2 separate regions of the Homo sapiens genome follow, and region 1 is linked to region 2. Evidence: chromatin contacts called from ENCODE Hi-C or POLR2A ChIA-PET data. All regions are on one chromosome and are shown on one strand. Each heading gives the region's core, a stretch centred on a gene start or an enhancer-like site at or near the end of the contact. The rest is flanking DNA. Distances are from core to core; before and after follow the strand shown. Region 1 overlaps LOC102724072 (a long non-coding RNA gene). Region 2 overlaps CIMIP6 (ciliary microtubule inner protein 6).

Region 1 (2,979 bases), core at 90-2,589, 78 kb before region 2:
CTTTGGGCCTGGCATCCTCCCAACCCCTCTCCACCCCAGCCCTGCACTACACACTTCTAAGGTTGGCTGCCTGGGCTGCCTGCTCTCCGTGGCTTCATGCTTGGATTCTTACTCCTCTTTTGATTTGTCAAATTTGATTATTAGACCAACAATGGGTTTACCTTTGACCTCACACCCTGCTGACCCCCTGAATGTGGGGATCCAGTTTTCACTCCAGACCCTAACTCAGGCCCTGGAGATCTCAACAGTAGTTCACTGATCGTGCAGTGGCTCTTCTGGTCCCACCTGATCCTGGCCACATCAGCCAATTCGAGACACAAGACCCTGCCAACCACACATGGCAAACGACACATGCCAGCTAGAATCTGGGGCTATTTTCCAAGACAGTCTTGCCTGGCCCTGACCTGTCTGTGCAGCCAACCCATTTCCATTCAATTCCAAACCCTCGATTCACGACCACAATCTTGGTAGTCTCCAGATTTGAGGTTGCATGTGCTTTTCCAGCTATTTAGACTTGGACTTACCTCTACAAACCTTGGTCTTGGTCACCTTTGTGGCTCTCTGTGCTCTCAAGAGCCCTGTGCCTGTCCTACCCCCTCAACAAGGGAAGTCACCCTTTTACTATCATCATTGGGGGGCATTCCATTGGCCTCCTAAAGAGTGGGTATAAGGACAGGCATGGTGGCTTATGCCTGTAATCACAGCGTTTTGGGAGGCCGAAGCAGACCAATTACCTGAGGTCAGGAGTTCAAGACCAGCCTGACCAACATAGTGAAATCCGGTCTTTACTAAAAATACAAAAATTAGGGAGAATTGCTTGAGCCTGGGAGGCAGAAGTTGCAGTGAGCTGAGATCACACCACTGCACTCCAGCCTGGGCAACAGAGAGAGACTCCATCTAAAAAAAGAATGGGTATAAGCCAGTGAAGAAAATTGCTTTAGGGAGAAGGGCTTTTGACTTCTTTAAATCCTGTAAATCAGGAGGTTATTCTCAGAGGGAGATATAAAATGAGGGTTGTATAAATCTGGAGTCTTAGTGTAGTTGAGAAAGTGTTACACACATTTTATAAAGAACAAATGATTTAATCTCCCCCATCATTCTACCAGATGGATTGAGGCCTACTGGAAATATGTTGTGAGGGAAACGTTTATTAGGAGGATAAGGAAAGGACTTAGGACTCTTTTGTGATCCATCTTCCATAAGCAGTCAGTTTGCTTTGTCTTTTGTCTTTTTTTTTTTTTTTTAAAGAAAAAAGAGTATTGGCTCGAACTCCTAGTGCTTTCTTATGTAACAAACAAGTCAGGCAAAGGGCATGCCTTAGTGCAACGTGGACTCGGCAGACTGCCTGCATGATTAGAAGTGCGGGGAGTTGGATGCTCTTGCTCCCTGAAGATTGTCATGCAATTCCTCCTCAAGTGTTGAGCCTCTTTCCGGCAGAAGGGTGCCTTAGGGCAGGCCGTTATGATGCCTTGTCCACTGCTGGCATTCAGCAAGGGTAAGTAAATCATAATAGTTTTATGGTAAGACTACTGAATTTGGAGGCTAGGTTTCCAAAGCCGGTTCTCCTAATTAAATATCTGTAAGTCACATAGCCCATCGGAGTTCCTTTGCTCATCTGTAAAATGATAAGGGTTGATCCCACAATTCCTCTAAGATCCCCTACAGCTCAGAAATTCCCCAACTTGATAATAAATTACAGTTGGTATCTAAGCACTAATTGAAAAATCTATAAACCAGGTAAGATATTCTAGAAATGAATATATTGGCATCTCTCAACAATCAGAGTAATAATTAGAGTTTAAGTTTGATAGAAAATCATCATCTTCTTCTGTAAATTACCAGGATTAAATAAGAAAAAAAAATATAGGAACATCTAGCATGAAGGGTCACAATAAGCTTCAGTTAAAGGGACATTTTCTATCCCAGCATTTCCCAAAATATGATCCTAGAAATACTATTCTGTCATGTAGAGTCACCCATGCAGTTGTGTTCCATGAAGGTCCTTTATAATGTTTTTTCATGTGTGTCTAAATTTAGAATCCAGTCAGATATCACATATTGTGTTTCATTGTCAGGTCTCTTTAGTTGTTTGTAATCTAGAACAGTCTCCATGACTCTTTTCATTTTTCATGACATTGACACATTTTAGGAGTCCAGGTTAGTTATCTTGCAGCATCTCACACAATCTGGATTTATCTGATTGTTGTTTCCTCATGTTTAGCTTCAGATTTAACATGATCCTGAATCTAATCTAGCTATTTCTGGGGGTTGGCAAGAAAGCTATGTAAGTGATGTTCATACTGTTATTTTTTAAATTGTTTTTCTTTTACCCTTAGTATATGATCAAATATTACAGAAATAACATGAGATAGAAATGGAAGGTACTCCAAAATGCCAACCCCCAGAAATAGCTAGTATTTATATTTTAGTCTATATGACACTAGATTTTTTTTCCTCTGCATATAACAAAAATTGAATCATTTTCTAAATCATTTTTATAACTTGCTCTTTTTACATGTTGCTGTATCTTGGAACCCTTTCTGTGTAAGTACATATAGATCTACCAAATTCTTTTCAGAGGTTTGTTTCCAGTGTTTAGCTGTTAGGAACTATGTACATCATTCATGTACATTTGTCTTTGTGTACTTAGGGGAATGTTTTCTATAGGTTACTACTATAATTACTTCTACAGTAGAAGTAAAATGTGGGGTTCAATTTTAATAAGTATTGCAACATTGCCAACACAAAACATTATATCAATTTATACACTTATGAACAATGTATGAAACGACTGTTTTCTCATATCTTATCCTGGTTTTACCTCTTTTAAAAATCTGACTGAGTGCGGTGGCTCACACTGGTAATCCCAGCACTTTGGGACGCCCAGGTGGATGGATCACCTGAAGTCAGGAGCTCGAGACCACCCTGGCCAACATGGTGAAACCCCATCGCTACTGAAAATATACAAAAATTAGCTGG
Region 2 (2,917 bases), core at 225-2,724:
AAAACTTGCATTCTAATTTTTCCAATTTTATAGTAGTATACCTATGGTGTTGAAGACTATGGAGCTATTAAAATAACAAGGTTGCCTACATATGTTGACAAGGAAAGATCTCCAAGATATACATTGGAGATATATATGTGGCAAGAACTAGAAGTCCCCAACACAAAAAAATATAATGACATTCATTATTTTGCAGTTTATCACAATTTCTTTAATGGAGAATAAATGGATAAAGATATAGCTGTAGTCTTATCAATACTGCAGATAATAGTGAGCAGCTGATATTTCCCAATGGAAATTTGTAAATACTCTTTATAACAGAGGAATACTCCACCTACTTCCACTTGTATGCAATATAACATATCTTATAATAGATACATTTTGGCACACCAAACACACCAAATTGGAAGTAGAATTAATCCTTACCAAACTCATCCAAAAAGCAAAGGTTGAGTTGGTGCTAGAAATGATCTGAGTAAAATAGAAAACAATTTAGAAAATACTTCAATATTCTAAGTACCCATATGTCTTTGAATTAAGTGTGTATGTGTCTGTGCATCTTGTACTGGCAGAAGTATTTTTAGATTTTCACACTTTTAATTATATATGGAGGAGTTCTAAGTTTTAGAATAATGAGGAAAAATTAAATATATAAGAGAACATTATCCTTAAATTGAAAATTGAATTATAGTAGCAGTGATGATATGATTACATTGACCACTTACTGATCAATGTGCATAATCACATCCTCAATAATCTTACGAAGTTGCTATTTTCCTAATTTTACAGTTGAGAAAACTGAAGTCTAGAGAGGTTAAGTTACTTACCCAAGGTCACACAGCTCAAGGAATGAAGTGAAGCCAACATTCCAACTCTAGTTTGTTTGATTCCAAAGCTGTCCACTCATGTCTAACAGGGCCTCTCTTCTAAAAGTATTATATTTGTTAATTACGATCATGTGTTGTGCAAAACAAAGTTGTGTTCATAAAGAATGTGACATAGAAATAATGTCTCACTCCACTTATTGGAGACCACTCTTATTAATAACATTTGGTTGTATTTTAATTGTCTTTTTTCTCTTTTTCCATTTACATAAATTGTATGTTCTGAAGTTACTGATAACAGAAAAGTAAATGTGAGGGCCAAGATGATGATTGTGAAATTTCCCTATATTCCAGGGATTAGATTTTTATCTGAAGAAGGTAATTTATTCTGATTTTTTAATTGGTGGATTTAAAGGCTTGTGCCTAGTGAAAAGAGCATCTCCTACAGTTGTTTGAGTGGCGCCTGAGGTCTTTTCTCTGCTCTCAGGAGTGCTGGGGCATGCCTTGGCTGCCTGTCTGACGTCTGTTTCTGATAAGTGAGTTTTAGGCTCTAACAGCTCCTGAGAATTTTGTTGGCAGAGACCTGGTGAGATCATTCTGCTTTCCGCTGAGTTTCCTTTCTCTGTTTTTTTGGACTGTTCTGATGAACGTGACCCTGGAGTGTTCAGTAATACCTCTGCTCCTTTAGGAACTGTTGGCCTACTGCCTGGTTTTATCTCTCTCTGTACAAAAGCTCCGTGTCTCTGGAAAAGAAAACAAAGTCGACATTAACCAGGAGAACGCAGATTGCTGGAAGATGCAGCTGTGAACTGAATTTGTGCGTTAGCTCAAGTCCTAGTCAGTGATGCAGGCACTTCTCTGCCTCTTCATTGGTGTCACCTCAGTCCCAAACTAGACACCACCATATATGGGTGAACCTTTTAAATTATAAAATAGGGTGCATCAGAAAATGAACAGGAAGGAAAAAGGCAGAATGTCAAAGAAGTAGCAGCTCATCTCCCATTCTCAACTTTTTTATCATTTGGACTGTTTAAGACTATTCACATCAAATTTCATTTCTTGCTCTAAAGATTGCTATGGATACAACAAAAACTACAGTTCATAGACCTAAGAATTTATGATTGCATCCCAAATGCCTATTAACGCTGATGAAAAGCTAAGTAATAATAAAATATGAAAGCAAACATCTATAGTTGGAAAAAAATCCAATAATTGACAATTACATTTCTATTTGGCTTTATAAACCTTACATGCATCTCCCTGCCACACACATGTATTAAGCATATCAAAACATTTGTCAAACTGCTTTGATATTATTACTATTATTATTATTATTATTATTATTATTGTTATTAGAAATGAGACTTGCTATGTTGCCCAGGCTGGCCTCAAACTCAAGTGATCCTCCTACCTCAGCTTCCAGAGTAGCTGGGACTACAGGCGTCAAGTCACTGTGCCCAGCATGCTTTGATATTATTTTACACAAATTATTTCAATAATTTAAGTAGACCAAATTCCAAAGACTGATTCAAATTATTATGTTTGGATTGATTGATTGAGATGAGGTTTCATTGTGTCACCCAGGCTGGAATGCAGTGGTGCAATTACGGCTCACTGCAGCCTCGAACTCCTGGGCTCAAGCAACTCTCCCACCTCACCCACCTGAGTAGCTGGGACTACAGGTGGCACCACCATACCAGGATAGTATTATTCCTTACATTTTACTATGGTATGTGGCTAACATTCTATCCTATTAATAACTGAAGTAGTTTGTTTAAATAGACAGAAAGATAATTATGACTTGAAAAAGCTTAAAGTTCTACAAATCTACTCTGTCTTAAAGTATTAAATAATTCTAAATACTGCCTCACCTTTCCCTGGAGAGGCTCATTCGGAGTTTTTCTGGCATCATATTGATGTATAAAAGAGATGTATTCTATAAAATTGTTTTGAAGTTCTGCTGATGTACCAGGAGAGGCAAGTGGTACTAAAAAAAAGATTTTGTGAAGTCAGGACAAAAAATTAGATTTGTTTATGGACATATAATCAGTATTAATAATATAAAATATGGTAACAAAACTAAATTCTTGAAG

What was found. A loop is a pair of places that touch in the nucleus more often than their neighbours do. ChIA-PET counts read pairs that join two places held with the same protein, here RNA polymerase II (POLR2A). Pooled maps may share reads with other maps.
Region 1: a loop to region 2 is called in a map of Right ventricle myocardium inferior, with 2.4 times the contacts of the local background. The contact joins two enhancer-like sites. A Hi-C loop is called at or near these places in 9 of 168 maps with a recorded cell type or tissue (CD8-positive, alpha-beta T cell, Right ventricle myocardium inferior, Right ventricle myocardium superior and 4 more) and 4 of 50 pooled maps. POLR2A ChIA-PET finds 5 or more read pairs at or near these places in 2 of 52 experiments (activated T-cell and activated naive CD4-positive, alpha-beta T cell).

The regions. Positions count from the first base shown.
Region 1 is chr2:54,436,836-54,439,814 of GRCh38, reverse strand. The region is part of intron 3 of LOC102724072 (a long non-coding RNA gene); the gene reads right to left. Among named protein-coding and RNA genes, the nearest start is that of SPTBN1, 18 kb to the left of the region's middle. Within about 2 kb of position 1,339, at least 7 of the 41 ENCODE cell types and tissues checked have a DNase peak (open chromatin) inside an H3K27ac peak, as active enhancers do; they include heart right ventricle, where a contact is called at or near this core.
Region 2 is chr2:54,358,853-54,361,769 of GRCh38, reverse strand. CIMIP6 (ciliary microtubule inner protein 6) reads right to left here. Exons shown (of 5, transcript NM_001100396.2): 4 at 2,696-2,811; 5 at 189-1,567. The coding sequence ends at 1,208. Among named protein-coding and RNA genes, the nearest start is that of CIMIP6, 29 kb to the right of the region's middle. Within about 2 kb of position 1,474, at least 13 of the 41 ENCODE cell types and tissues checked have a DNase peak (open chromatin) inside an H3K27ac peak, as active enhancers do; they include heart right ventricle, where a contact is called at or near this core.